2 separate regions of the Homo sapiens genome follow, and region 2 is linked to region 1. The links are chromatin loops, found by intact Hi-C in ENCODE. Cell type or tissue: GM12878. All regions are shown on one strand. Each heading gives the region's core, and the rest is flanking DNA. Links, peaks and the distances in the headings are about the cores only.

Evidence for each region. Hi-C counts contacts between places; a loop is a spot of excess contacts. Peaks named below come from ENCODE experiments on the same cell type or tissue, not always from the same donor. Only the 100,000 strongest peaks of a DNase experiment are listed, where the experiment ranks them.
Region 2: it touches region 1 in a loop (4-fold over the local background); 15 of 110 quality-filtered maps call a loop at or near these places.

The regions. Positions count from the first base shown.
Region 1 is chr6:87,391,794-87,407,429 of GRCh38, forward strand. LINC01590 (long intergenic non-protein coding RNA 1590) reads left to right here and starts at 5,331. Exons shown (of 2, transcript NR_026784.1): 1 at 5,331-6,584; 2 at 7,645-7,948. In GM12878, for the core only: no CTCF peak of the experiment used is centred there; no DNase peak of the experiment used is centred there.
Region 2 is chr6:87,798,674-87,814,309 of GRCh38, forward strand. All of the region lies in intron 2 of LOC101928911 (a long non-coding RNA gene), which reads left to right. Among named protein-coding and RNA genes, the nearest start is that of AKIRIN2, 100 kb to the left of the region's middle. RefSeq lists enhancers at 51-552, 1,191-1,260. In GM12878, for the core only: no CTCF peak of the experiment used is centred there; a DNase peak (open chromatin) is centred at 8,987; H3K4me3 peaks cover 700 bases; H3K27ac peaks cover 2,367 bases.

The DNA.
Region 1 (15,636 bases), core at 2,534-10,533:
GCGCGATCTCAGCTCACCGCAACCTCCACCTCCCGGCTTCAGGTGATTCTCCTGCCTCAGCCTCCTGAGTAGCTGGGATTACAGGCATGCACCACCACGCCTGGCTAATTTTGTATTTTTAGTAAAGACTGGGTTTCTCCATGTTGGTCAGGCTGGTCTCGAACTCCTGACCTCAGGTGATCTGCCCACCTCGGCCTCCCAAAGTGCTGGGATTACAGGCGTGAGCCACCGTGCCCGGCTGTAAATAAGTATTCTTACACAGTAGGTGCAAGATGATAGCATATAGGTTAGACATAGGCTAGAATCTGTGGGACCTTAGGCAAGTTACTTCACCTCTCTGTGTTTAGCGTTCTCATCTATAAGATATATATAATAGTACTTCTCTGAAAAGGCTTCTTGTAAGAATTAAATAATATATAAAAATGCTTAGCACAGTGCCAGGCTTATAGTACATGGTTAACACAAGTTCCCTATTATTGCTATAGTACCTTGCCAAACTTCTTTTTTATCAGCCTGATTAATGGGGGGGAAACTACCTTCTTCCTCGGGTCTTCTGATTTCCTGGAAAATTAGTAAACTGTAGTAAAACTATGGACATCAGTCCCTAAGATCATAGCACTAGGCTAGGCAATGTGGGAACTTCAAAAGAATTTTAGAACATAGTTCTCGTCCACCAAGTGCTTACAAGTAAGTTGGAAATGCAGATACGTGGGTTTAAATCTTGACACTACTGTTTAATAACCTTAAGGACCTTGAGCAAGTTTTTTTTTAAATCTCTCTAGGCCTCAGTTTCTTCTTTTTAAAAATGGGGATTATAACAGTAATCACCTCATTGAGTTAATATGATAATTAAATAAGTGAATAGAAGGAAAATGGTCCAACAGTGTTGACATATGGTAAATGCTAACTATTGCTATCTATCACCATGAAGCAGTGTATGTATGAGGAAGTGCCCACAGGAGTGTGCCTCCGGGATGAAGCAAAGCAACAGAGATCCAAGCAGGAGAGGCTGCAACAGGCTGGAGATATGCAGAGTCTTCATGGGGGAGGTAAGACTTAGCTGAGTTTGCAGGCTAGGTAAGCTTGAGACAGGCAAAGACACGTTCAGGAAGAAATAGCATTACCAAAAATACTAAGAAGGAAATTGGCAGGGGCATTTGTTACTACAAACTGCCTTACTAATTCCAGCATACCAGGATTCTCTTTGAGACTTGCAATGCGTAACAGGTAAGTGCTTAATGAATATTTTCCAACTTGTAAAGGACACAGGGAAGTGTGGATTATTCCTTCCCACCCCCAAAATTATTTTACGTCAGTTTCTTGAATTCTGCAAAATTCTCATCTAAATTATTGCAGCTAAGTTTATGCAGTTGTATAGTTGGGGGTGGGCAGTGGGAGAATTTGTAGCTGTAATATCCTGTTTTGACAGTAGGTGGCTCCCTTACATATATGTAAGAAAAGTGGCACTGTGGTCTGTATAGGAAATCACTTAAGTCACTTGAGTAATTGTCACATACTGTATGTCATTGAGGCTGAACATGGAGGCAGTTCTTCACATTGATTTTTGTATGAAAGATGACATTAATGCAGCAGAAGGAACTTTCTTCCTTCTTAGGAACTATGCTTACCTCTTGAGGGTGACAATCTGATTATTATTCTGGGAGTGAAGGTCAGATCCTTGGCAGTACATGTTCCCTCAACTTCTCTCATAAAGATTGGCATTCAGCTTTAACAGTACCTCGTTCATACATGCTATAGACATCACAATCTGGGCTTCTAACTACTACAAAATTATGCTAGAACTTTAGTAATGGCATGGATAACCCACCAGGAACCTTTTCATTTTACCATTCCTTGATATTTAGACTCCACAGACATCAGCTTCATTTCATTCAATATCAGAAATAAGTAGTAGCTCCAGTTAGTCTCTCTTTTTCCGTCAAGTGGACCTGCTTAAATTCTACAGCTGGTAATCTCAGCTCCATTCTGGCCAGTTCGACCCATTGTCCCATCCTGTTACTCCTTATCGATCTGAGGTTTGCTAGAATCCTCTGTTCTGGGGTACTGTGGGAGAAAGTCTACAAATAGAGCAAATCTGGGCCACTGCAGATTTCAATCACATGTGACTAAATTACAATCAGATCATAAAAATTAGTCTGCAACACTGATATTGATTACAAATTTTATAAGTATCAATAAACTATGCTCTCATTTTTGGTACTTCAAGTCATTTTTATTACTAAGTTGCTGACAGGGATAACCTATTTTTTTAAATGCCTAATGCACACATGTATCATTGTCCATCAGAATCAAAGACAGAATTTGTACATAATATTGAAAAATGGAAAAGTGCTTGCTGCACATGGTATTTTAGATTAGCTACTTTTGCAAAGTGTGTACCCCTGGACCACCTGAACTAGAATAACCTGGAATGCTTGTTAAAATGAAAATTTTCAGCTGGGCGTGGTACCTCATGCCTGTAATCCCAGCACTTTGGGAGGCTGAGGTGGGCGGATCACGAGGTCAGGAGATGAGACCATCCTGGCTAACACGATGAAACCCCATCTCTACTAAAAATACAAAAAATTAGCCAGGTGTGGTGGCACATGCCTTTAGTCCCAGCTACTTGGGAGGCTGAGGCAGGAGAATTGCTTGAACCCGGGAGGCAGAGGTTGCAGTGAGCCGAGATCATGCCACTGCACTCCAGCCTGGCAACAAAGTGAGATTCTGTCTCAAAAAAAAAAAAAAAAAAAAAAGAAAGAAAGAAAGAGCAAGGGATGTCCTTAACCAGAAAAATGATATTTATTTTTTCATTTTCAGCAAACATCATACTTAAAGGGGTAATGCAAGCATTTATTTTAAGCTAGTGGAACTGAGTATTACTACTGCTACTATTCAAAATTGAACTGGAAGTTTTAATTAGAACAGTAAAAGAGGGAAAAGACATGAAAAGTAAATGTACTGACTGATACTACCTGACTTCAAGGCTTACTGAAAAGCTACCAGACAGTGTGGTATAAGCCAAAGAATAAATAAATAGATCAGTGGAACAGAATAAGGAGTCCAGAAATAGACCCACACAGACATAGTCAATTCTTTTGAAAAAGGTGCAAAGGCAATCCAAAGGAGAAAAGATAATATTTTCAACAAAAGGTGCTGGCACAACAGGACATCCAGAAGCAAAAAAGAAAAAAAGAAAAAAAAATGAAGACACAAACTCTATAGCCTTCACAAAAATTAACTCAAAATGATAACAGACCTAAATGTAAAACACAAAATTATAAAACCTATAGGATATAACAGAAAAAAACTAGATGACCTTGAATTTGATGATGATTTTTTAATAGAATACCAAAAGCATCATCCATAAAAGAAAAAATGGATAGGTTGGGCTTCATGAAAATTGAAAACTTCTGCACTGCAAAATACCTTGTTAAGGGAATGAAAACACAAGCCACAGACTTGGATAACATTTTTGCAAAACACATATGTGATAAAGGACTGTTAACCACATCATACAAAGAACCCTTAAAACTAAACAATATGAAACAAAAAACCCAACTTTTAAAATGAGCAAAAAATTTCAACAGATATCTCACTAAAGGAGATATATAGATGGCAATTAAGCATATGAAAAGGTGTTCAACATCATATGTCATTAGGGAATTGCAAATTAAAATAACAATAACATACTACTACACACCTATTAGGATGGCCAAAACAATACATTTACAACAACAAATGCTGCCAAGGACGTGAAGAAATTGGAATTCTTTTCTCTGCTGACATGTGGGAATGCAGAATGGTATAGCCACTTTGGAAAGCAGTTTGGCAGTTTCTTACAAAACTAAACATAGTCTTACCATGTGGTTCAACAATTGTACTCCAGTAAAAAGATCAGTGGTTGCCAGGGGTTGGGGGAAGGGAGGGATGATAGAGCACAGAGCATTTTTATAACAGTAAAACTATTCTGTATGATACTGTAATGGTGGATACCTGTCCTTATACATTTGTCCCAACCCATAGATTCCACGGCACCAAGAGTGAATCCTAAACTATGGACTTCAGGTGATAATGATGGGTTCATCAATTATAACATGTGCCACCGTGGTGCAGGATGTCAGTAGCCAGGGAGGTTAGGTGTGTGGGGATAGGGATAGACGGGAACTTTGTACTTTCTACTCAATACTGCTGTGAACCTAAAATTGCTCTAAAAAATAAAATTTATTAATTTTTTTAAAAGTGGGGACAAAGTCTTCCCTGGAACCTGTCACAAGACATGCCTATGACATGCTTTTGGTGTCTACATATCAAGCCAGCTTTTTTCCACTTAATTAACATCTCATATTCATTAAACAATTATTAATAAAATACCTACCATGGGATAGGCATTGTTCTAGGTACTAGGAATAAAGTAGCAAATGAAGCAGATATTTAAAAACTCAGATATTTCACATCTGGGAATCTGAATAAATTACATGCGATACAAAAAATTCTTATACTCAAATAACTCCACTGTTATTTATAATGGTGAAAACTTGAAAATATACTACATAATAGTGGGAATACTTCAGTAAATTATGACACATCCACTCAATTGCATATTATACAGCTATTAAAAATACAGCCCATAATAAGATATAAAAATGTCTGTGTTGTAATGTTGACTGTAAAGGAGTAACATAAGATATGGTAAGAATGTAGATAAGGTGAGTCATTACATGAACATGTTAACAACATTAATCCTTTGTTAATGAATCTATGGGTGGCAGATTTGTACTCCCAAATTTTCATAAAGAGCATGTCTTATTTTTATAATGGAAAATGTCCCAATAAAATATTTTTAAGCCTAGACACTTAATATTTGAATTGACTAGCCAAATCTTCATGCTTTTAATGTCGTAGGTGTGTATCTAATAATTGCTGAAGCTGGAATTTCCTTCGTGTGCAGTCAGCCACACCTCGCTATACCTGTCAAACCATCTCAATTATCCACTCCAATTGTCATGCCTCTCGTGGGTTAGTTGTAAATGGAACACAACTCTAGCATGACATTGCGACTTAAAAGAGCATATCCAGTATTTCGATGATCATTCTGGAAATATATTTCCTCTTCAAAGTTTTTACCTGTCAGTGAGGCATTTAAATTGGGGCATTCTCTTGTTTCTGAAGTCTGATAAAATCTTGACCTTAGAATATTTATTGGTAATATTTATTCATTCACAAAATTAGTTCTTAGCATATCCTATATGTCAGGCATTAGTCTAGAGCTGGGGCTAGAAAAATGAATAAGATTGGGTTCCTGACCCCAGCCCAGGCTCACACTGTAGTAAAGGGAAACAGACATGAACACTAGGTGACATGGAGTGTTAGGGGCGCTATGGTAGAAGTCTGCAGAGAGTGCAATGGGCGTCCAAATGAGGAAGTGATCACTTGCACAAGAGTGGGAGGCTTGGCTGGAAAGGCTTCTCTGAATAGGATGACATTTGATCTGTGTTTTGAAGGGCATCGTTGGCAAGGTAAGTAATCCAATTAAAGGAGGTTGCCTCAGCTAAAGCACAGTATGCTCAAAGGTGCGGATCATTTGAAAATTTGAGTTCAGGTGCAGTAGGGGTAAGGTAAGTATCCAACAGAATTTTCTACAATGATGGAAATGTTCTATATTGTCACTGTCCAATACGGTAGCCTCTAGCCACATTTGGCCAGTACAACTGAAGAATTGAATATTAACTTTCATTTAATTCTAGCTAATTTAAATTTAAATAGTTTCATCAGTTAGTGGCTACCATATTGAACAGTGCAGGTTTAGAGATAAACAGAGGCCAGTTGCAGGAGGGTCTTGCATCCCATTGAGGAGGACTGAATTTTCTTCTGCAGGGCCTTCTGTGGTCTGCAGAAAGGGCAGTACACAGGCAGTAATATTATCAGCTTTGCCTGTGGGAGTGCCCCAGCCTGGAAGCAGATAATACAGTTAGGAGATTCCCATAACCTGCCTGAGTGAGAGCATTAGTAATTAGGGAAGGAAATGGATGTGAGACTTGCTGAGAAGGGCTGGACAGGCTTAGTGACAGGTCTGAGTGTGAGGGGAGAGGGAGTGGGGGAAGTGGGATCAGGTTTGAGCCAGCTATTAAATCAATGCCAATTCATCCCATAAAGAATGCAGAGAGTGGGACAGGTTTGGAGAGTGTAAGGAACATGGCTGTGCTGTAGCCAAGCAGGCATAGGGTAGCAGGAATAGGCCGAGGTAAACAGCCTAGACATCTCAGCGGGATTGGGGTGCAAGTGCACAGTCCTGTGTCTTATATAGTCACAGCCATGTAGGCATAACATAGAGCAGCTCCCCACCTGGCTCTCAGCCACTAGTGTTTGTGTAGTGTATAAATGTAACACTGACCCTGTGAAGGGGCTGCTGAATAAAGCCATGTCTCATTTACCTGCTGTCTCTCCAGTGTTCTTCCAGCTCCCTGCCCCACATCCACCCACTGTCCTCAGACCTCAGCTGGGGCTGCACCCCAACCCTGAGTGTGACAGAGAGAAGATGAGTGTTAGAGATCATGATCCTGAAGTGCTGACGAGAAATTCAGGTGAGTTATTACTATCTTTCTTTCTTTTTCTTTTCTTTTCTTTTTTTGAGATGGAGTCTTGCACTCTGTCTCCCAGGCTGGAGTGCAATGGCGTGATCTTGGCTCACCCCAACCTCCGCTTCCCAGGTTCAAGTGATTCTCCTGCCTCAGCCTCCTGAATAGCTGGGATTACAGGCAAGTGCCACCATGCCTGGCTAATTTTTGTATTTTTAGTAGAGATGGGGTTTCTGTACGTTGGCCGGGTTGGTCTCGAACTCCTGACCTCACGTGATCCACCCACCTAGGCCTCCCAAAGTGCTGGGATTACAGGCATGAGCCACTGCTCCCAGCCACTTATTACTATCTTTCTACTTGCATTGTGCCAAGAGGAAACTGACAGTTCAGCCCTCGTCAACTGAGAGACAGTTGAATTAAAGTAATCTGATGGCATCTCTGGCATTTATTCAGCCATAAGAAAACAGCTGCTAAAAGTGGAATGCAGCTTTTTTAGAATTTCAGCAAAGGTGGAAGGAGATCCAAAAAATTCCTTCTTAGCTGTGCATGGTGGCTCATGCCTATAATCTCAGCACTTTGGGAGGGCGAGGTGGGGGATCACTTGAGGCCAGGAGTTTGAGACCAGCCTGGGCAATATGGTGAAACCCTGTCTCTACTGAAAATACAACAATTAGCCGGGCATGGTGGCATGTGCCTGTAATCCCAGCTACTTGGGAGGCTGAGACACAAGAATCACTGTAACCTGGGAGGTGGAGGTTGCAGTGAGATTGTACCACTCCACTCCAGCCTGGGCAACAGAGTGAGACTCTGTTTCAAAAAAAAAAAAAAAAAAAATTCCTCCTCACAAAATTGAGGACTTATGGACTACAGAGAAAGGCAGTTTTCTTGATGATTGAGAAAATAGTATGACTTTAATAAGGGTTTAGACTGTCCCAAATTAAACTTCGTCGTTGGGATTCATGCCGTAATGCTTCCCATAGTGGGAGGGAATCATAAAGATGAAATTCAAACTGGAGCCCAGTCACCATCCCCCATACCCACCTCCACTACCTGCTCTCCTAGGAAGCCTGCAAGCCTAGAGGTCAGCTCAGTGGCCACCTTCTGAAGCCCAGGGCACCATTGGAAGCTGCCTAGTTTGAGGCACGGATGGAAGAGGAAAACACTGAGAACAACATCCCTCTTCCTGAGGAATGCATACAAGGGTGCTTGGGGGTGGGTTGGGGATCCCAAGGCAGGAGAGCCAAAGCTGGAGTCAGAGGAAGCTCTTCTTCTGAAACCTGTAATTTCAATGTCTTTTCCTTTCCCTTCAAAATTGTAATTTCCTTCTGAAATCATTCTAACCCTTTAGTAAAGACATTAATTTAAAGATGTTTAAAAATCTCCCCCCACCCTCTTTTTTAACCTACTCACTTCTATACTCACCTCTTTAACCCAGATGGTCAACTGTGACTATTACATCCCAGGCTCTCTTCTTAGGTGTGGGGAACTCAACAAGGTATGCTCCCTGTCTTCAAAGAGCTATGGTCTAGTGGGAGAGACAGACAGGAAAATAGACTTCCATAGAGTATTGAGAGCTTTGTCAGGTGTAAGCAGTGGGGGAATGGAGAAATGGGGAGTTACTGCTTGATAAGTATGAAGTTTCTTTTTGCAGTGGTGGAAATGTTTTGGAACTAGTTAGAGGTGAAGGTTTAGGACCCTAAACCCAGTATCGCCGGTCAGAGAAAGTTTCATAGGAGAGATGGCTTCTGAAGACATGGAGGAATTAATCAGATGAAGAGGAAAGGGGACATTCAGAGATAGAGGGAGTAACCTCTAGGCAAAGGTCTGGAGCCCAGAAAAAAATGGAAGTTAATGCAACATGGCCAGAGAATGGCAACAGTGCAGTCTGTCAGGAGAGGAGAGGCAGTTGTGAAAGCTGAGGTTGACATTAACGGCTTCGTATACCATGCCAAGGAGTCTGGAGTTACCCAAAGACCATTGAGAAACCTTTACAAGGTGTTGAGCAGGGAATGACATGATCAGATTTCTATTTTTGAAAGATAAGTTTAGGCAAATAATTGGGGGAGTACAAAACTGGAGAGGCAGGGAGCTCAATTAGTTCTTCATTGCAGTCATCTAAGCAAGCAAAGACAGTTGCTTTAATGAACGTGGGAGAAGTGGGAATGGAGAAAGCAAGTTGGTTCAAGAGAAGTTAATAAAGACTTGGTCATTAGTTAAGGATTGGGTAGATGGGTGCGAGGGTGGGTGAGCAAAAGACAGGGAGATATTCACCTTTAAGAAAAGCTACACAGCGACATTTTCCACATATACAAAATAGATCAGTAGCACATATCAGAGTTGCTCATGGTGGGCTGCCAATGCATGGCTGATATGCTGTCCTTCACTCTCTAGAGTTGAGAATCATTGCCACACATGCTACAGTAGCAAAGATTTTGATGCTTTGAATCCTGTTTTCCTAATTAAGACCATGTGGTATGTGTATGAAGTTGCACCTGGTTTATAATTCTAAGAAAGAAGAACCACTATTGCCCCCACTTTTTATAGAAGCTTGATGATTATAACAGAATTCACTGATTCTTTTTTTTTCATTTTTGTGCTCTTATAATTTTGACTTCTTTTGTAATATATAAAAAAGCCCTATGCTTGTTTATCTTCCTTAAATGCCTCAATTACCCTCCCTGATTTAAGTGGTGAAAATCTGATGCTAAGGTCCCTTATTTCTCCACTGACTGATTCATGCGATGGAGAAAGAGATGGAAAATGAAGAATTAAGGCTTTCTTTCGTCATTCATCTTACCTTTAAAGATTCTTGGCCAGGTGCTGTGGCTCATGCCTATAATCCCCAGCACTTTGAGAGGTCAAGGTGGGAGGATCATTTGAGCCGAGGAGTTGGAGATCGGCCTGAGCAATGTAGCAAGACTTTGTCTCTACAAAAAAATTTAAAAATTCACCAGGTGTGGTGGTGCATACATGTAGTCCCAGCTACTCAGGAGGCTGAGGCAGGGGGATCCCTTGAGCCCAGGAGTTCAAGGCTGCAGTGAGCTATGATCACACCACTGCACTCCAGCCTGGGCAACAGAGAAAGAATCTGTCTCTTAAAAAAGAGAAGAAAAAAAGAAAAGGATTCTTTTTTTGTTTTTTTTTTTGAGACAGAGTCTGGCTCTTTCGCCCAGGCTGGACTGCAGTGGCGCGATCTCGGCTCACTGCAAGCTCCGCCTCCCGGGTTCACGCCGTTCTCCTGCCTCAGCCTCCCGAGTAGCTGGGACTACAGGTGCCTGCCACCACGCCCAGCTAATTTTTTGTATTTTTAGTAGAGACGGGGTTTCACCATGTTAGCCAGGATGGTCTCGATCTCCTGACCTCGTGATCCACCCGCCTCAGCCTCCCGAAGTGCTGGGATTACAGGCGTGAGCCACAGCTCCCGGCCAAAATATTCTTGATAATTACAAAGAAAAGTAGATTTTTAAGGGTTAGACAGGACCCTTGAACTCAAGAAGCTATGCTATGTTTGTATCAGGAAACGAAACTATCTGCTTTTTTTTCTGCCTTTTTGTATCTGTGCCCATGTAAATAACATTTGAAAAAGAATCTCCATGAAGAAGATGGTTAAGGAATAATCTTGTGATCCTCCTGACTAAAAGGATATGGGAAAGTACAAGAAAATAGCTCATGCTTATCCTAAGAGAAACGGAAATAAGGGTGACTTGCATTGTCTTACTTGTTCCATAATTTCTTTCTCATTATTGACCTGAAATCTCAACTTCCCTCTCCGTTATCAAGCCTTTTTGTGGAGAAGGAAAGATAAACTGGAAAAGGAGATTGTCAGCTAATTCCAGGACTCTGACTTTCACAGTTTCAAAATCGATGCCCTACATGTAATATACAGGTTGTGTTTTTTTTAAAAAAGGAGAGCTGTTGTGAAGCACATGGATAATAATGGAGAAAGACAATGAAAACAAAGTGAATAACACAATATATATTTTTTTAACTTTTGAGGATTTTTTAGGAATACAGCTCTGTTTTAATGCTTAACATCCACAAAGCACAACTAAAAGTAGAGAAGTTCTATATTATTGAGCCTTTATTTTTTATTATAAAACATATACAGAAAAGTCAGTGTAACATATATATTTATATATACATATATACATATGTGTATAAATACATATGTATATATACGTATGTGTATATGTGTATATATGTACATATACATACGTGTATGTGTATATGTGTATATATGTACATATACATACGTGTATGTGTATATATGTACATATATGTATGTATATGTGTATATATGTATATATCTATACAGTTAAAAAATTATAAAGTGAATAGCCATGTAACTACTATCTAGATGCAAGTTAAAAACTAGAAATTTTTTTTTCCCACCCTGTCTTACAGTGCTGAAAAAATTAGAAATTTTAAACCAAGAGTACACTGCCACTTGCATGAACTTCAGGGAATCTGTATATTATCTGAAATTATATATAAAATTAGGGGCTCTATGAATTTTTTGGGAAAAAGAGTCTAGAATTTTCAGAAGCTTAAAAGAATTCCCCTCATTTTAAGTACTTATAAGAGCAATAAGACTTAAGATGGCTCCGTAACTTAGTAGCTTTGCAGTCTTAGACTAGTCTCTTGCTCTCTGAATATTGATTTCTATATCTGTAAAGTGAAATAATAATGTTCACTCTCATGAGGCTGTTTTAAGGAACAGATGAGTTATCTATCTGTGAAATAGCTTTGTAAGCTCCAAAGTACTCTTTCAAATGTTAATTATCTATCTTTGTTAGCAACTGAAAAATTTAGCTTAGATCTTCACAATATCTAAAGAACTGCTGGCTGGGCCGGTGGCTCATGCCTGTAATCCCAGCACTTTGGGAGGCCAAGGCGGGCAGATCACTTGAGGTTAGGAGTTCAAGACCAGCCTGGCCAACATGGTGAAACCCTGTCTCTACAAAAAATACAAAAATTAGCTGGGCATGGTGGCACATGCCTTTAGTCCCAGCTACTCAGGAGGCTGAGGCAAGAGAATCACTTGAACCTAGGAGGTGGAGGTTGCAGTGAGCTGAGATTGTGCCACTGCATGCTAGCCTGGGTGACAGAGTGAGACTCTGTCTCACAACAAACAAACAAACAAAAAAACTAGTAAATTGCTTTTGTTGCTCTACATTGGTTTAAATGCATGGTCTAGCATGATAATGCTAGTCTGGCAATACGCTAGTTCCTGGTCAAGCCAACCATTCTTCAAGATCATGCTTGCTCCTGAGCTGCTGAATAATTTCCAAAGAAAATCACTTAACATGGCAAAATGCTTTCACTTTAAATTCATGATCCTGACACTCAGATGCACATTCATTACTTCTCAGTAATTACTGAAAGTTACTGAAAGTTTCTAGTAAGCCCACCCACTCTTCTACCCTCCCAGATGGTTATTTCCTATTAGCCTCTCTCCAAGGTTACCCAAGGTTCCACTTCTGACCATGATGGAATAACAAGGACTGGACTTAACTTCCTACCACAAACAACTAGAAAACTGGGCAAAATATATAAAACAACTGTTTGCTATTATTGCCCCCAAATTTCTGCCTGGAGGCAGTTTCCAGATCCTGGGCATAGAAAGGTAAACCCACTGCCTAGGGACTTTATTGAGTTGAGGAGACAGAGATCAGAGTTCACAGATGTGGAAATTGAAGGGCAAAGTTTTGGAAGGGATGAAGCTATACAAATAAATAAATAGAATTCATAAATCTGAGACTTTGCTAAGTACTTGGCTGTTCATGTATGGATTGACAATCCACACAGTCGAGCACAGAATGACCAGGGAGTATAAGCTAAATAATTCTTAGAGCTCACAGAGGATGAGAAGACATTTGAGCTCTGACCAGCCAGAGTGAAGAGTCCTCAGTGAAAACCAAGGAATTCATTGAAGACCTCTGAGCAGTTATTAATTAGTAGTAAGGTCAAATTATTTCTGGAATGAAGACTACTCTAGACCTACCCTAATAAAGCTTAAAAACAGTCCACAAATGAATCAAACTCATCCACAAATAACTGGCTGAAAAAAACAGCACAACCCTTCCTAAAGGGGGACAATTCAGACACTGAACAAGGATGCAATTCACAACGTCCAGTATTCAATAAAAAATTATTATTATTTTTTGTTGTTGTTGTTTGTTTTTGAGACGGAGTTTCGCTCTTGTTGCCCAAGCTGGAGTGCAATGGAGCGATCTCTCGGCTCACTGTAACCTCCGCCTCCCAGCTTCAAGCAATTCTCCTGCCTCAGCCTCCCGAGCAGCTGGGATTACAGGCGCCCGCCACCGTGCCCAGCTAATTTTTTGTATTTTTAGTGGAGACGGCGTTTAACTATGTTGGCCAGGTTGGTCTCAAACTCCTGACCTCAGGCGATCCACCCACCTTGGCCTCCCGAAGTGCTGGGATTACAGGCGTGAGCCACCGTGCCCGGCTCAATAAAAAATTATTAAACATGCTAAGAAGCTCAACTCATTTGAGCTTAAAACTTCTTAAAGCCTGAGGAAAAGGAAAAATATATAATTCTCTCTTTAAATGTTGAACAGTTTGTGACATATTAAAGATACTTAATCAGAAGAAATTAATTCTACAATATTCTTAAAGGCAATCTTTTAGCTTTTAGATAAAAAACATTTGATAAAATGGGTTTCACTTCTTCTAGGATGACTTCCATCACAATTCTATTTTAAGACTGTTTTATGTAGATTTGTAATCTGGTGTTTTGAAACAACATAAAACTTGGTTTCTCTTTTAACAAAACTGAGAAGAGTTCTCATGCCTTCTTTTTCTCAAGGTAAATATATCCAGTTCTCTCTATCTTATTCTGACAAAATTTTTCTTATTCTCTGGATGCACTCTGGTTCCTCCGTGTTTTTTAATTAAATGCCATTGCTGCCGTGTTAAAACTAGGAACAAATAGTTCTACAAAGACTAGAAGTCCAATAAACCATGGGAGTATAAAATATATTGTCATAGTTGATGTTGTCAATAATAACCATGATAAAGGTCATAAAATACTAGTTTCTAAAATTTATGAATCCTTTTATCTATGTCAGATGCTGTGCTAAGTGCTTCATGACGGCTATCTCATTTTACTCTCACAACTCCACGAGATAGATACCATTGTTTTGTTTTATAAATGAGAAATTTAAATCACTGAAAGGTTTATAAATGAACTCTTTCCACACTTATACTGTATAATAAGCCACTCAAAAACTCAGCGGTTTAAAACAATACTCATTCATTATCACACATCTACAGGTTGACTGGAGTTTGGCTGATCTAGGCTGGGCCCTAGTTGGGCATCTCTGCATCTTACTAAAAGATCGGTTCAGGCAATTCTGTGCCATATGCATGTGATTCTGGGACCAAAGAGCTTGCTTTGTATGTACTTCTCATGGCAATGATACAGGCACAAGAGAGAAAGCAGAAATATGGGGTCTCTTTAAGATCTTGGATCTGATTTGGCACACCGTTGCTTCACCACAACCTATTGGCCAAAGCAAGTCACATGGCTAAATTCAAAATCAAGGATTGGGGAAGTATACTCCACCAAAGTCCATGGCAAAGGTGTGGATGCTAAGAGGCATGAAGGATTAGGGAGAATAATTCAATGTAGCACAAAACGCTAAATAATACTTCCAAAGTCATACCCATTGTAGCAGTCAGGGATTCAGTTTGGCTGAATGTAGCAAAAAACCCAAATAATAGTAGCTTAATAAAATAGGAGTTTATCTTCTCTCATGCAAAGTCTGGAGATAGCCAGTCAAGAAGCTGATAGGGCTGTTCCATGACGTTACCAGGAACTCAGGTTCCTTTTTCATTTTTGTTCCACCATCCTTAAGATGTGACCCTCATGTTTATGTTCACAGCAAGGCTGCTGGAGCTTCAGCCAGCATATTCTCATTTCAAGTAGAAAGAAAAGGAAAGGCAATAGACATAAAATGGAAGTGCTTTCCCTGACACCTCATCCAGTGATTACACTTACATCTCATTGGCTAGACCATGTCACAGGCCACTCTCACTGAGAAAGAGGTTGAGAGATTTTTTTTTTTAAAAGAGAACACTGTCATTCCCAACACAGGGTTAAATTAGTAACAGAAAGAGAAGAAAACATTGACATTAAGTAGGAATTAACAGTATCAAACATACTTCAGGGAGTATTTGTGCCAGGATTTGCCCATTAGTTTAAAACTATACTTAATATGATGGTATTATTCTTACCATCTTAAAAGATATTTAATATTCTAATATATAATATATGCTCATGGAAGACATTTTGGTAGCTATCTTAAAGTATAAAGAAGACAAATCAGCCATAAGCCATTACAAAGTTACAACCACTGTTAAAATTTTGCTATCTCACCGTCCTTTGGTTGCTTTACCTTGTATACTTACAGTATATTTGTATATCTAAATTGGGTTCATTCTCTACAAATAGCCAGTCTCATCTCCCTTGTATTTTTAAATTTTGTTTTATAGATCATAAGACAATATATACTCATTATGGAAAAATCTAGAAAAAACAGAAAAGTATAAAGAAATAAAAGTAATTTACCTATAATTCCATCCTTAGATCTAATTGCTTGCTGTGATTTTGAAAAACTGACCTACACTTTTTGTGCATTATATGTATGTCAATATAGTTTAAGTCATATTATATAAAAATTTCGCATTTGGCTTTTAACAAATATAAGACAAACACAAGGTTTTTGTTAACATAATTTTAAATACCTGCCTGATATTTTACTTAAATAACGTGTTTAGATTTCTAAGGCTGTGCTATTATAAATCTTGTTACTCTGAACATCTATTTTTACACAAGCTTCTTCCACATTCCGGGAACATTTTCTAGAAGGCGGAAATAAAATTGTGTTATATTATGATGTATATTCTTGAGTTTTTGTGTTGATTCATTTCCTAGTAATCAGGGAATGTCCTTAAGCAAAGCATATTCTGCATATTTGTTTGCAGTTTGAGAAAAATTACTGTTTAAAAATAAAACCTTGTTGTTTGATGCTCT
Region 2 (15,636 bases), core at 4,421-12,420, 410 kb after region 1:
GCTGCTGAGAACCTTCTTATACAGGTTTCCTGTGCACAAGCTTTTTTTAAAAGGACAGCTGTGATTCCACTTTATGTCACTGGGAACTGGAGCCTTTTGGTAACAATGAGATGCAGGGATCTAACTGTGTATTCAGGATGCTGCTCTAGCCCATTTCCTGCTTGCCACGGGGTATGTGGATGGGGCTGGAGGTCATTCTTATTAAAATTCTTCCTAAAAATCAAGGCAGAAAGAAGCAAGAACTTTCTGGGCAAGATAAAGGGGACAACTTGAAAGGGTACTGAACTGGAGATCAAAGAGCCCTTCATGCTGCTGGCTTTTGATGTTAGCATTAACTGCACACACTGTGGTCATTAATTAACTTGTGTTCAGAGCTTGCTGCATTCCCCCACCTACTGTCTCCTAATCAGCAACCCTCCACTCAAGGCCAACATCATCATTATCAAGTTCTGGGACTTGATGTGAGGGTGCCTTTGGCTGCTGTGGGCACTCGGTGCTGCTGGAACAGCCCTGGGGAAGAGCTTTGAAGCACACTTACAGAGGCTGTAAAATCTGAGAAAGTTGGGACCAGAAGTCCTGCCTGCTGGATCATGACAGGCAGACTCCATGGCTTTTACAGGCTTGTTGGAGAAAGTGGAGTTTCGATGAAACATAAGTGGTGCTTGTTTTCATTCCATGTAGCTAGTAAGCAGGGCATGTTCAGGGAAGAATCCCGTTCTTCTACTCATACTCCCTTTTGTCTTCCTCGGCTCCATGCCTCTTGTTTTAGAAATTAATTTATCTATGTAGCTCTGAGGAATAGAAATTAATTTGTTTTAGAAATTAATTTATCTATGTAGCTCTGAGGAATAGATATACATATCCCTCTAATGAGCCTTTGACAGAGGTGCCAATACAGCCCTAAAGGCAACAAGGGAAAACAGAGGACTGAGAAGTGGGAAAAGGAAACATGGAGAAAATGGGTGTCTACAGGTAACACTAATCTATGGTGATAGAGGCGAGATGAGTGGCATCAAATGGGAAGGGACACAAGGGAACGTTTTGGGGGAGTCAGAATATTTTAAATCTTGATCTCGGTGGTGGTTATGCGCATAAATTCATCAAGTGCACACTTAGATCTTTGCACTTTACTAAATGTAAGTTATACATAAAAAATGAAGTCTGCCAGGGAGTTTCGCTTTCACTGGCCATCTGTGCTTTACCATCAACTTCCTCCTTTATACTACAGGTGTTATATATATTCCATATACACATGATTTAAACCCCTCAATTATGATGCTATAATTTTTACTTTCAACAGTGATACGTATTTTAGAGAAAAATAATAAATATTGTTTTTTATATTTACCCATCTAGTTACCATTTGTAAAGAATGTTTTGGGAAATCCAAATTTCCATCTGCTATCATTTCCTGTTAGCCTGAAAAACTTTCTTAAGCATTTCTTGTGGTGCAGACAGCAAACATTGTTAGTTTTCATTTATAAGAAAACGTCTTTATTCTGCCTTCAGTCTTGAAGGATATTTTTACTAGATATAGAATCCTAGCTCTAGGTTTTACCATTTTTCCTTTTGCACCTTAAAAATATTTTACTCTTGGCCGGACACAGTGGCTCACACCTGTAATTCTAGCACTTTGGGAGGCAGAGGCGGGCAGATCACCTGAGGTCAGGTGTTTGAGACCAGCCTGGCCAACACGGTGAAATCCTGTCTCTACTAAAAATACAAAATTAGCTGGGCGTGGTGGTGTGTGCCTGTAATCCCAGCTATTCAGGAGGCTGAGGCAGGAGAATCACTTGAACCTGGGAGGTGGAGGTTGCAGTGAGCCGAGATCAAGCCATTGCACCCCAGGCTGGGTGACAAGAGCGAAACTCTGTCTCAAAAAAAAAAAAATTTTTTTTTTACTCTCTTCTGGCTTCTTTTTTTTTTTTTTCCTAATGAGAAATCAGCTATCATCTGTATTGTTTTCCTGTATATAATGAGTGCTTTACTCTGATGCTTCCAAGATTTTTTTTTTTGTCTTTGGGTTTCAACAGTTTGGGTAAGATGTACATAGGTATAGTTTTCTTTGTATTTATCCTGCTTGGGGTTTACTGAATCTTTAAATGTATGTCCTTTAGCAAGTTTGGTAATCTTCCTCTCATTATTTCTTCAGAAATTTTTTGTGTCCCATTCCTTCTCTTTTCTCTTCCTCTGGGACTATAATTACGTGTATGTTATACATGTTATTCTTTGCTTTCTCACAAGTCCTGGAGGCTCTCCTCTTTTTCAATTTTTTTTCTGTTTTTATTTATATTTTTAATTTATTTCTGAGACAGAGTTTCATTCTTGTTGCCCAGGCTGGAGTCTAGTGGCACAATCTCGGCTGACTGCAACCTCCGCCTCCCGGGTTCAAGCGATTCTCCTGTCTCAGCCTCCAGAGTAGCTGGAATTACAGGCACTCACCACCATGCCCGGCTAATTTTGTATTTTTAGCAGAGACGGGGTTTCACCATGTTGGCCAGGCTGGTCTTGAACTCCTGACCACAGGTGATCTGCCCGCCTCGGCCTCCCAAAGTGTTGGGATTACAGGCATGAGCCACCACCCCCAGACTTTTCTGTTTTTAGATTGGGTAATTCTTTTGATCTATCTTCACATTTACTGACCCTTTCCTTTGTCATTTCCAATTCATTGTTAAGCCCATCAGTGAGTTTTTAAAATTGCAGATATTATATTTTGTAATTCTAGTATTTTCATTTGGTTCTTTTCTATTTCTCTGTTGTGATTTTCTTTCTGCTCATTTGTTATGAGTATATTTCCTTTATATATTTGAGCGTAATTATAATGGCTGTTTTAAAACTTTTGTTTCTTAATTCCAACATATAAATCATCTTAGGAGTCTCCATTGATTGTCATTTTTCTTGTATATGAGTCATATTTTCCCATTTTTTCTTATGTCTTGTAATTTTGGATCATGTTGTGCATATTGTGAATGATATAGAGACTCTGCATTCTCTTATGTTACTCTAAAGAGTATTGATTTTGTGTTTTAGCAGGCAATTAACCTAGTTGATTTCAGTTTCTAAATTCTTTTCCTCTGTGGTGTGGCAACTGAAATCTGTTTAGTTCTTTTAGCTCGAGCTAGATTTCTTGGTATCTATCCAACATATGTATATTTTAGAGGCTGGCCAGAGATTTGGGCAGAGTTTATATGTAGAATTTGAGTCTCCCTTCTGCGGCTATTTCCTTTCCACTATTTCTCCTTTCACTTCTCTGCTGTTATTGCTTTGAATTTTGTCTTCCGATTTCTTAGCTAGCAAGGTTTCTGTGCAAGTTTTAGCCACCTTTTGGTGGGACCAATTGGGAGTACTCTCAGACAAAGAAATAGAAAAAATTGGCAAATATCCAGTGGGTTTTTTGTTTGTTTGTTGGTTTGTTTTTTGTTTTTGTTTTTTTTTTCAGACAGAGTCTCACCCTGTTGCCCAGGCTGGAAGCACAGTGGCATGATCATAGCTCTATGTAATCTTCAACTCCTGGGCTCAAGTGATCCTCCTGCCTCAGCCTCCCAAGTAGCTAGGACTACAGGTACATGCCACCATGCCTGGATAATATTTTTATTTTTATATATTTTTTGGAGAGATGGGGTCTTTCTACGTTTCCCAGGCTGGTCTCAAAATTCTGACCTCAAGCCATCCTAGTGTCTTGGCCTTCCAATGCACTGGGGTTATAAGCACATTGAGCCTGGCCATCCTTCTCTAAATATTGACCACCTCTAGTTTTGCCTGCTTTTAGACACTCTCAAATGGCTTCAGATTTGTGTGTGTGTGTGTGTGTGTGTGTGTGTGTGTGTGTTTTCCAGGGTTTATAATTGTTACTTTGGGAGGATTGGTGTAATATGAGCTACTCTGCCATTTCTAGAAATGGAAACTTATCATCTAATCTTGTCCAGTGATCTTACGGCTTGCTTTTTAAATTTGTTTTGTTAAAATAATATGGTAAAGCCACTGATAAGAAATACATCAGGAGTACTTCTAGTGTTCAAAAAATAGTTCATAGTAATGATAACATAATTATTTTAAAATCATGATTGTAAAAAATGTGTTCTAGTTACAAGGATCTACGGATAATGTTTCTTTGCAAATTGGATAGTTTCTACAGACAAGAAGCTTAAAAATAACTAAAACATTTTAATAAACTTTTTCTAGTTATTTTTTCTATTTCCACAGAAAAATGAAAACTCTTCTTATTTTGCCCATTTCTAAACTTCATCCTCCAGAATCCTCCTTATATTAATTTGTTCAAAGTGTGGGTGCTGAAGTAGATTATAAAGTTTGTAGAAACTGTGGCAAAAGAGTAGAGTTGAGTGGAAAAAATAGAGAATTTTCATTACTTTATGACATGATCTTGGAAGGATTCTCCTTGTCTTTATTTTTGGTGCAGACCAGAAATAAAATGTTTAAGAATTTTTAAAAAATCCCATTCTCTCTTTCTCCACATTATACAACACCATCCTGTAGAAACTGTAATGTTTCTTGTGGTCAATTTATCATTCCATTTGATTGATTAGTATTTAGGTCCTCATGGAACACTAGGGTTAGTGCTATCGTTGGGAAGCAGGGAAAGAAGATGCTGAAATACTTCATGGTTCTGCTCAGTAATGAATCCTGATGTGCTAAGGGTCCCCAACTTTTTCTGTATTTTAAAATATATAAAATGAGCAGAGTCCTGGTGTTTTAACTGTGGCCAAACTTGCTTGGGTGACAAAGATTTGTGGCCAACTCTAGACCTATATCCTGCCAAATCACTGACCCAGGAGAAGCTACAAGTTGTGGACTTCCCATTGTGAAAATCATCTAACAAAAATGTGAATCTTTTGCCTTTATGAAAAAGATAAAAATCATAAATAAACATTTTATTATTTGAGCTACACATGAACGTTTTAATTGGCTTATCAGTGTGTACTTTGTTAGGCTGCTGATTACAATTTTTTTCAAAATGTTGTTCTGATTTATATAATTTTGGATTGATGTTTTGTTGCATTCTCTCAGTAAAGTTAAGCAAAGGTACTGGATTTTAGTTGTTTATTTTAAATATTTTAGAGTCGTGAGGAATTTAAATATTTCCTATGAAGCTTATGGGAAAGAGCTTTAGAGTGAGAAATAACTGAAGAAAAAAATAGTCTTCAAATTGAGTGATCACAACTTGCCAAATACCTGGGTTATTTCCTGGCTCTTTATCATGGCTTGTTAGGACTCAGACGCTTGATCAAGCTTTGGCAGGATATAGAGGCAGTAGGATCTGTGTAAAACTTACTGTGGCCACATAAGATGATGTCTTCTCTTTCCGCCTTCTCACTTACGCAAACATATTGCCTCTTATAAAAGACTTGTTATATGTGGCCACCCAGCATGTGCTTTAAGGAAATGCTTTTTGGTTTCATTTTATAAGAATATACTGGCATTGGATAAAGAAAATTAAATAGCTTATGTATTTTGTATTCTCAGCAAAATATATGAAATGAGGGTAAAGATAGTCATAGGTAAGCCAGAGAGCAGTGGTCAGGGTTCCATTTTCTCGAATACTTCTTATTTTATGTGAGAATTGATGGGACCTCCAGGGCTACACAAGAAATTTTAATCCATGTCTTGATGATTTCCTCATTTTCTGTCAATTTGGAACAGACAAAGATGAAATTTAATAGCATAGAACTGGATTTATTAGTAACCAATTAGAAAGCTTTTTTTTTTTTTTTTTTTTTTACCAAAAGGGAAATTTCACTTAAGGCTTCAAGAAACAAATCTTTAAGGAACAAAATAAAAGTTTGGGAATGGGCCAAGTGCGATGGCTCACGCCTGTAATCCCAGCACTTTGGGAGACCAAGGCGGGCGAATCACCTGAGGTCAGGCATTCGAGACCAGCCTGGCCAACATATAGTGAAACCCCATCTCTACTAAAAAATACAAAAAGAGCTGGGCGTGGTGGCTCACACCTGTAGTCTCAGCTACTTGGGAAGCTGAGGCAGGAGAATCACCTGAACCTGGGAGGTGGAGGTTGCAGTGAACTGAGATCGCACCACTGAACTCTAGTCTGGGTGACAGAGCAAGACTCCGTCTCTCAAAAAAAAAAAAAAAAGTTTGGGAATAGATCTAATATTATTATAATTAGGTCCAAATATATTTTAATTTTTCCAGCCAGACACATTTAAAGGCATTCTCCATAACCTCTCAGTGAGACCAATCACTTTCTAAACCACCACATGGACTCAGGGTAACCTGAGATTTCCTTCTCAAGCTGCACCCAGAACACTTGTGTGCCCAGTAACTGTCTTAGTGGCGTAGTTACTTAGCACATTTTCCTGTGGGGTAGGGACACTTAGGATACAAAACATAAGTCATTACTTGTAGGACTAATTCTTCAAGCGTAAGAAAAGATTCATCTTTAGTGGCTGTGAGCACAGATATGCTAAGTAACAAAAAATAAAAACAGCTGACATTTTGAACACTCACTATATCAGGCATTATGCTAAGCATTTTATTATAGTGTTCCATGAAACCCTCATACCCCGTGAGTAAGTATCATTATTATGCCTATTGAAAAATGGGGACGCTGACACTGATGCTTAAAGGACTTGCCTGAGGTCATGTAGCTAATTTGTGGAGGAGCCAAGTATTCATTTCAGATCTATCCTTCTGCAAAGCTTTTCAATAACTACTATATACTATTTATCAATCCAATTTATCAAATTCAATTGATTCATAGATTAATCAGATTAATCAAAATAATATGATTAATGTAGCAAGCTAAACTGGTTGAGTTAGTTAATATGGAGGCAGAAAGAAGTTACTCCTATAAAATCAAGATGCTTTGTTTAAGTATTTTCTTACATGCTGATGGTAGGCAATTTTTAATGTAACAGTTCTCAAAATGTGTTCTGGAGACCCTTGGAGGAAAACTCTTTTAGGTTCATTTTTAGGTTCATGTGTGGACAAACCTATTTTCTTCTTCTTCTTTTTTTTTTTTTTTTTTTTTTTTTTTTTTGAGACAGAGTCTCGCTCTGCTGCCCAGGCTGGAGTGCAGTGGTGTGATCTCAGCTCACTGCAATCTTCGCCTCCTGGGTTCAAGTGATTCTCCTGCCTCAGCCTCCCTGGGATCACGGGCATGCGCCACCACACCTGACTAATTTTTGTATTTTTAGTAGAGATGGGGGTTTCGCCATGTTGCTCAGGCTGGTCTCAAACTCCTGACCTCAGGTGATCCGCCTGCCTTGGACTCCCAAAGTGCTGGAATTACAGGTGTGAGCCACTGCCCATCCTATAACTTCATTTTGAAAGATACATTTCTCAGTGGGAGGTAGCTGTGGAATCTCTGTACACATTTTCCTGGTATGGGAGACACATTTTGGATGACAATGCTTCTCATAGTGACAGACCTTGGTGGACATGTTTGGCCCTGTCACCGTTGGTTGGAGCAGAGTAAACCTAAAGTGAGCCAATTAGATTCTCATGCCCAGGAATTTGATGCTAGGATTCAGTGATGGCTAGTAGCTCTTTACAGCTGGAACTGAAATGGTGAAAACCCAAGCAGTGGGAGAGCATTCACAGAAAGATGGTGTGAAAAGAGAAGAAAGAAGCAGATGCACTGAGAGAAACAAGGAAGAACAGAGAGGGAACACTGTCTGGGTTCCCAGGGGCTTTCCAGGTCATTTTCTCAAGCTTGGCTGCCTTCATGGGTTTTGTGAATTACCACTGTGATTTTAGAATAAGTTCCTCCTTCCAAATAAGCTAGCTCAAGTTGATTTTTATTGTCAACCAAACAGATATTAACTGAGACACTCAGTTTCTGAAAAGCTGAAATTCTCATGGAGGCAGGGCATGTTTCTCTTGTTCAAAGGTGCAATTGAAAATATCTTAGAAAAAAATTGAAAATAATTTGTTAAAAGAGAAGGAACAGGGATATTAATAAAGAGATAGATCAAGTCATCCCTAATTGAAATTTTAACATTCTTTAGAGATATCACTGGGTTCAGAAGGATAAGCAAAACCTGGTAGGTGGGCAATCTGCCAATGGAACATAGGAGAGTCTGTCTTTTATTGCCTTATCTAATTACGTAGAGTCACTGCTTTGTTGCATTGGAGTGTGGGTGTGTGAATGCACATCATACACAGATCTTCTGGCCTAACCACTTCATTTTAGTATCATAATTTTAGTTTTTACTGAACTCTACACGGCTGTCCACATCCATCATGTTCACAGCTATATCCCCAAGGACTTTGAGCAATGTCTGGAACAGTGTGGACACTCAGTAAATATTTGCTGAACAAATAAATGATTGTTTTAAATAATCGTGGAAGAGGTTGACGAGATCAAATATTGTGTGAGTTAAAATCTTATTAAAGTTTTATTTTGATTTGTCTTTATAAAGTTCAAATTTGAAATACAATTTTCACTGAGATATAACAATTTTTTTCTCTCATCGGCAGCTCTTTCCTAGCAAGTTTCGCTCTCTCCTCCCTCTCTCTTACCCACCATCTGAAGTCTTGTTGCTGGAAGCAGTATCACCTCCTTCCTTGTCTCAGACTAATTCTTACAGAGTTTTCTCCTTTTTTTAATTCCTGGGTTCCATGTAGTTTCCTAGTGATAAGATGCCATCATTGCTTACATGCAGAGTAGCGGAAAATTAAGACAGAAAGGACGATTGAAACCAGATCATGGAGAAATTTCAGGTCCTCGTTGAAGAGTTTGGGCTTTATTTGGTGAACATTAGAATGCCCAGAAGAGTATTATAAGTTCTTCCTCTCTATGAGCTCTTCTTGTCTGGAGAAATGCAGCTTTCGGGAAGATTAATAAGGTTTCAGTGTGCAGAATGGATTGGAAACCAAGAACCAGTGGCCAAGGAGGTGGACCGATACAGACACTGAATAGCTTCTTCTGACTATGACTGTTGTAAAGGGTTGCTGGCGATTCTTCATGTATCTTTAGAGTACAGAAAAAGAGGAAGTATTATGCTTCTCTCAAGACCCCTGTGGGCTGAGCATTGTGTAGGCAAGAAACGTAAGTGGGACCTAGGAGCTTATGTAATTATAGAGTTTCTGTGTTGGTGAGGGCTTCATGCCTTCATGCTATCATTGCTGTTATTCCATCATGCTGGAATGCCATCATCCTCATTCTCCCCCACCTGAAATCCTTCTTATTCTTCAGGTTCTTTTCCTCACAGTCACCTTCCCTAATCTGCTAATTCAAATTAAGGTCCTCATCCTCTGGTCTGCCACAGAAATAATTTCTCCAATAGGCCCTTACTCTGCTATGCCTTATATTATGTCTATCTCCCACTAGAAAGTGGGTTCCAAAAGAGAAGGAACCATGGTGGACCCAACTTTGTGTGCCCCACAGTGCCCCACAGATCCATGGCTTTGCCCTTAGATGAGAATGAATTTTGTGTAGCATGTACTATGAGACATGTTTCTGAAATGAAGGCAGAGTTTTGCCTATGTTCTTGGTAGCTGAGAAACCATTAGATGAAGTATTTCATTTATGCACAGTGGTCACAACATTGCAAAAATGTAAATTATTGCAGTTAAAGGTGTGAAATCATGTACTCTGTGTTCAACACCTACCAGTTTCCAACCTACTGGGCAGCCTTCAATGACTTGCATGGCTATTCTCTTTTCTGAATGTTAACTAGACACCAAGATTATAGGGTCAACGTTTAAGTGAGTGCTTCAGAGCCGTATCCCATCTATTCAAGCTCCCTGCTTCTTGGGAGATAAAATGACATGTAATTTCATTGTGTGGGACTAGCGTGGTTTACAGTAAATGGTGTGCATGATTTGGAAAGGTTCATTAGTCAGATCTAACGACTTGACTACTCCCTTCAAAGTATGACTGATTAAGACTCATTCAGGGAAATGAATTGGTACACAGGAATGGGTTCATGACTCAGATGGTATAAATGCCTTTTACAAGTTTTTAGCAGAGGAAAGGGAGCAACAGAGGTAATGACTCTGGACTTGGGTTTACATAGTCTTTCATGTAAGTATTGTGCCTTAAAGCACTTTGTTCCTCCAACACAATCACCTGCCGCTTAAATACACCTGCCCCTTCTGGGTGGAGTGGAAATGAATGCAGACTCTAATATGAGGTTGGCTACACAGCCGAAGCCCGTTACTATACTCATTTTCCTCTTGGATTCAGAGATCCTAACTCTTTTTTTTTGTTTTTGATGGAGTTTCACTCTTGTTGCCCAGGCTGGAGTGCAATGGCGTGATCTCGGCTCACCACAACCTCTGCCTCCTGGGTTCAAGCGATTCTCCTGCATCAGCCTTCTAAGTAGCTGAGATTACAAGTACACACCACCATGCCCGGCTAATTTTTGTATTTTGTATTTTTAGTAGAGACAGGTTTCACCATGTTGGCCAGGCTGGTCTTGAACTCCTGACCTCAGGTGATCCGCCCTCCTCGGCCTCCAAAAGTGCTGGGATTACAGGCGTGAGCTACCGCACCTGGCCTGATCCTAACTCTTTTATATAAGGTGAGGAAAATGGCATTGTGCAACACTATACAACTGTTTTTGAACTCGTTTCCCAGGGCTTGAGAAATCTAAAACAGAAAAGACTCTTAAATTGCAAGGCTAAGACTGTGGAACACCCTGATAATTGGAGGCAGAGACTAGAGTTCAAAATTTCCTCCTATCTCAAGGGAAGGGAGAGGAGGGGGAGGTCTACTTTCTGTTTCTCCTGCCTGCTGTGGGAGGACTGGGCCTCTTCCTTTGTTCTCAAATCTGGGTTGTTTGGGGAAGCAGGCTATATATAATCCCAGAAAATCCCACTGTGGACTGTTTTTTGGAAGCAGTTAATGTCTGGTGCTCTCAACTATCTCACTATCATAAACACGATGGTTGTGGGCAGTTAGGTCATCTGTGGGAACAGAATAGGAGGTTGAGGGAACAGGTGTTGACCCTATCTCTGCAACTTGGCAAAGGTGGTGGTGCCTTATAGTGAGAAGACCCTCGACATTCACTTGGTTCATTTCAGCCCAAACACCATTTTGTCCTCAGTTTAACAGAACAAATGGAACAACTGCTACTGCTTTTGGAGAGCCATTACTGCCGGGATCCTGATTTAAAGTATATGCAAATGATTTTTCCCCTCTAGCTAGCTTTATTAAGGTAAAATTTACAAGTAAAAATTGTATGTTTAAGGTGTACAATGTGATGATTTGATATATGCATACATTGTGAAACGATCACCACAATCAAGCTAATTAACAACACCTCACACAATTGCTGTTTTGCTGTGTGTGAAGAGAATGCTTAAGATCTACTCAGAAAATTTTAAGTATACCATACAGTATTATTAATTCTAGTCATCATGTCTTACATTAAATCTACATAACTTATTCATCTTATAAATGAAAGTTTGTAGTCTTTGATATGGTCAAATTATTTATTCCAGAGTGCTGTAAATAATTTATGGAAGATATTAACAAATATGGTCATCATCGTATTCTAAGCATTATTAGTTCATCTATTCATGCGTGTATTCATTCAAGAATTTTTCTTTTTTTGAGACGGAGTCTTGCTCTGTCACCCAGGCTGGAGTGCAGTGGCACCATCTCGGCTCACTGCAAGCTCTGCCTCCCGGGTTCACGCCATTCTCCTGCCTCAGCCTCTGGAGTAGCTGGGACTACAGTCGCCTGCCACCAGGCCTGGCTAATTTTTTTGTATTTTTAGTAGAGACGGGGTTTCACTGTGTTAGCCAGGATGGTCTCGATCTCCTGACCTCGTGATCCGCCGCCTCGGCCTCCCAAAGCGCTGGGATTACAGGCGTGAGCCACCACGCCCGGCCTCAAGAAGTATTTTTTAAGGACCTACTGTGTGCCCAACACTCTTCTAGGTGTTGGGGATACAGTAAAGAACACATAAGGACTTAGCCCATATGAACCTTGAAGTGTACAGATTAGAAATTAAAGGCAGATGAATGGTAGTCTAGTCTGACTTATTTTACAAATGGGGAATCTGAGCCCTCTCTTCCTTTGGGAATTGTAATTGTGGATAAGAAACAGTAAGGTGGGCAGCATGTAGGTGGCATGGGGAACTCAGTCAGTAACAAAGTACAAGAAGGAGTCAAACTGAAGAATCTTTTCCTTTAGACTGAGTAAAGTTTAGAATAAATAGGAAGCATCTCCTCTTACCTGTATTGCCACCAAGTCCTTTTTCACAGCAGAAAGGGGCAAATTGTATGTTGATGTTAATACTAATGCTCGAATTATATATATATATATATGGTTTATTTGTTTTTGAGCCCAGGCTGTAGTGCAGTGGTGTGATTTCGGCTCACTGCAACCTCCGCCTCCCAGGTTCAAGCGATTGTCTTGCCTTAGCCTCCCAATAGCTGAGATTACAGGCACACGCCCCCATGCCTAGCTAATTTTTGTATTTTTAGTAGAGATGGGGTTTCACCATGTTGGCTAGGCTGGTCTAGAACTCCTGATCTCAGGTGATCTGCCCACCTTGGTCTTCAAAAGTGCTTGGATTACAGGCTTGAGCCACCATGCCTGGCCTCACATGATATTTGAATAGCATCTATTAAGTTGTTATTAGAAATATAGCTAAGTACTTTTATTTATATTATTTTATTTAATCTGCAACCATGCTATGGAATTATAATCCTCATTTTACAGATGAGGCACTGAGTCTGAGACTTTAAATAATTTGGCAAATAAATTATGAAGTCATGCCTTGGAGGCAGGGTTTCTGATGCCAAGCCCTGTGCTGTTGGCATCCTGCGGTACAATACTCCTACTACCCAGGCATTGATCAATTTATTGTCTTGACATTTTTTCAGGGCATGGCACTTTGACAGGTGCTATAACAACACATATCTCAAAAAACAGAACTTGCCTTCCAATAACCTGAGAATTGCAATAGAGTGTGATAAATGCCATGGTGTAGGTATGCCCAGGGTGTACGGGGCTCAGAGGAGGCTCATTGCCTTGATTCAGAGGTAGTCAGAGAAAACTTCCTGAAGGAAGTGATGCCTGAAGCAGTTGAGACAGAACAGGGACCCCTCTTAGGGGCCTGTGGGCCCCTAAGCATGGAAATAGGGGAAAATCTTGAGTTCCTTCAAGGAAAATTTCAGGCACTTAGCTAGTCCTAAGAAGTAAATGAGCAACTTGATAACCAAGAAGGTAATGGTAGCTTAAAACAATAGACAAGAAAGTTAGAATCACAGTTGTTTTGTCCCTTATAGAAACTGAAGATAACATCTTAACATATGTCCCTGAGTTGTTTTTCAGAAACCCAGATCCCCACCCAATGGATCCACTGGCATGGAGACCTCAGATAAGGGAGGACTGAGGACTCAACCCTGACTGCTGTTAGTTCTTTGTTCTAAATTTCTTCTTGAGGTACCTGGAGGAGATCATGCCTCCCAGCCAGAACTAATATTCCTTCCTACTGATCCCAGATTTTCTGACAAACCTTCGTCTCCTGAACCAACTGCAAATCTGAAAACCTTTGAATCCACGTTATGACCTGTGTGCTGCCCCACTTCAAGGTAACCTGCCATTTTAGGTCAAACCAAAGTATAGCCTTCATATATTGATTTATGACTTTGCTCGTCACTTCCACCTCTCTGCCTTTAAAAACGCTTACTTGAATGCCATTGGGGAATTGAGGTCTTAAAGCATTAGCTGCCTGATTCTCCTTGCTTGGTGCCCTGCAGTAAATGCCTCATTTTCTCTCATTGCAACCCTGATGTCAGTATCTGGCTTTGCCGCACTGGGCAAGTGGATCCCAGTTTGGTTCCACAACACAGTTGCCAAGTAAGAAGTAGCCAGGTAAAGAAAGGGGGATGCAGGATGGCACAGGCAGAGAGACTAGTATGGGCAAAGGCATAGGGTTTTCAGCAACTACTGTGCAATTAGGGAACTGTGAGTAGCACAGAGAGTGGGAAGCCCAGGGCATGAAGAAGATCGATGCAGAATCGATTTTCAGTGAGTGGACTGTTGGAGACCATGCATTCAAATTAGTTTGATGGCCAAAAAGATTTTCTTCTACAGAAAGATTTTTTTTCATGGCAACACAGCTGCCCTCAAGTCAGAGTTTAGGATTGCTCATTTTTTGGCTCCTCTGAAGAATGTGTCTGAGAGCGTATGGTTATAAGATTCCCCAGAAGGGTCAGATTCATCAACAATCAATTGTTGCCAGAGCCTCAATATCTTCTGGGGGCTTTTCTGATCTTCTTTTGGAAAGTTTTGCTTTGGAGTTGCAAGAAAGAAAACTGAACCCTCTGTGTAGTGGCAGTAAGCTGATTTCTAGCAGAAAGTTTATGATCAGTGACTTGTTGACACGTATGTCTTGAAAGCAACATTTGTTTGTTTGATGTTTTCTATTATTCGCCATGGCCTATTCCTTTAGGACTCACGATGTCCAAAACGTATTCTAAAATATGCATGACTGAGCTTTTCAAACCTTCTAAAGCAGTGGGGGATGCTGAATCTTTGCATCCACCCAGGTGAATAAACCAGACTGTAGAAGCTGACTTTGCTGCATCTGAAAAATGCATTCAGACTTAACCCCAGCAGTGGAAGCTCACTGTAACCTCAAACTCCTGGGCTCAAGCAATCCTCCTGCCTCAGCCACCCGAGTAGCACTTCCAGAGCTTCTCAGGAAGGTGGAAGGAAGACTAAAATGACTTCAGGGTCATCCACTCATTTCCTTTTATGACCATAGAGCCACTTGCCTGATAAGTCTTCATAGAAAATAGCCTATCGAACAGATGCAGGAGGTAAATCATCTTAACTGGTCCTAGTCATATAGGAGGGGAGTAGCTGTTTTTGTTATGTCTTTTTTCTTATATTTTTGATACTTGCATTGGGTGACTATGGGGACTACATATATAGGCAAATGTACTCTGCATTTTGGTTATGTTTCTTCCACATAGTTGCATAATTCTAGAAGTATTCCTTTAAACACTTATTGCCTGGATTATCTCAACTGAAAGATGAGGATAATATAATGGAGTCATTTTACAGGATTAATTTTAAGAGGTCAAACAAAAGTCATTCTTTAGGTGAGGGACATTCTCGGGTTGGAGCAGCTTTGCTGTTAGTTCTGCCCTCTTTTATTACTAAGATGCTGTTTCCTCTATCTTCTTGTCCTTAAAACATTTATTCAATATATCAGCGAGGATTAAGTGAGCCTGCATATGACATAAACCCCCCATATGACAGAATATTAAATCAGACAGGATTTAATTTATCTGTCATGTAAGTGAAGTGTCAAAGTAGGCATTGAGGATCCACAGGCATCCGGAACACAGGCGTCTTCTATCTTTCTATCCCACTCTTCTAGTCCATGATTTTCATTCTCAAGATCACCTTAGAATCCAGGATGGCTGCTGGGGGACTGGGCATCACATCTGTGATGCAGGCCAGAAACAAGAGGAAAGACAGAAGGGCAAAAAAGGATTCTACCCTACTGAGACAATTCCCACAAAGCAGGATTCCCAGATGTCCCAAATGATTCTTCCACTTTGTTTCACTGGGCAGAACTTAGACATGTGACCATGCTCAGCAGCTAGAGGTCCTGGGAATGTGGCTTTTAGCTGTCTATTTTGCCATCCCAAAAATAATACTAAGGAGGGAGGGGAAAAATGTAT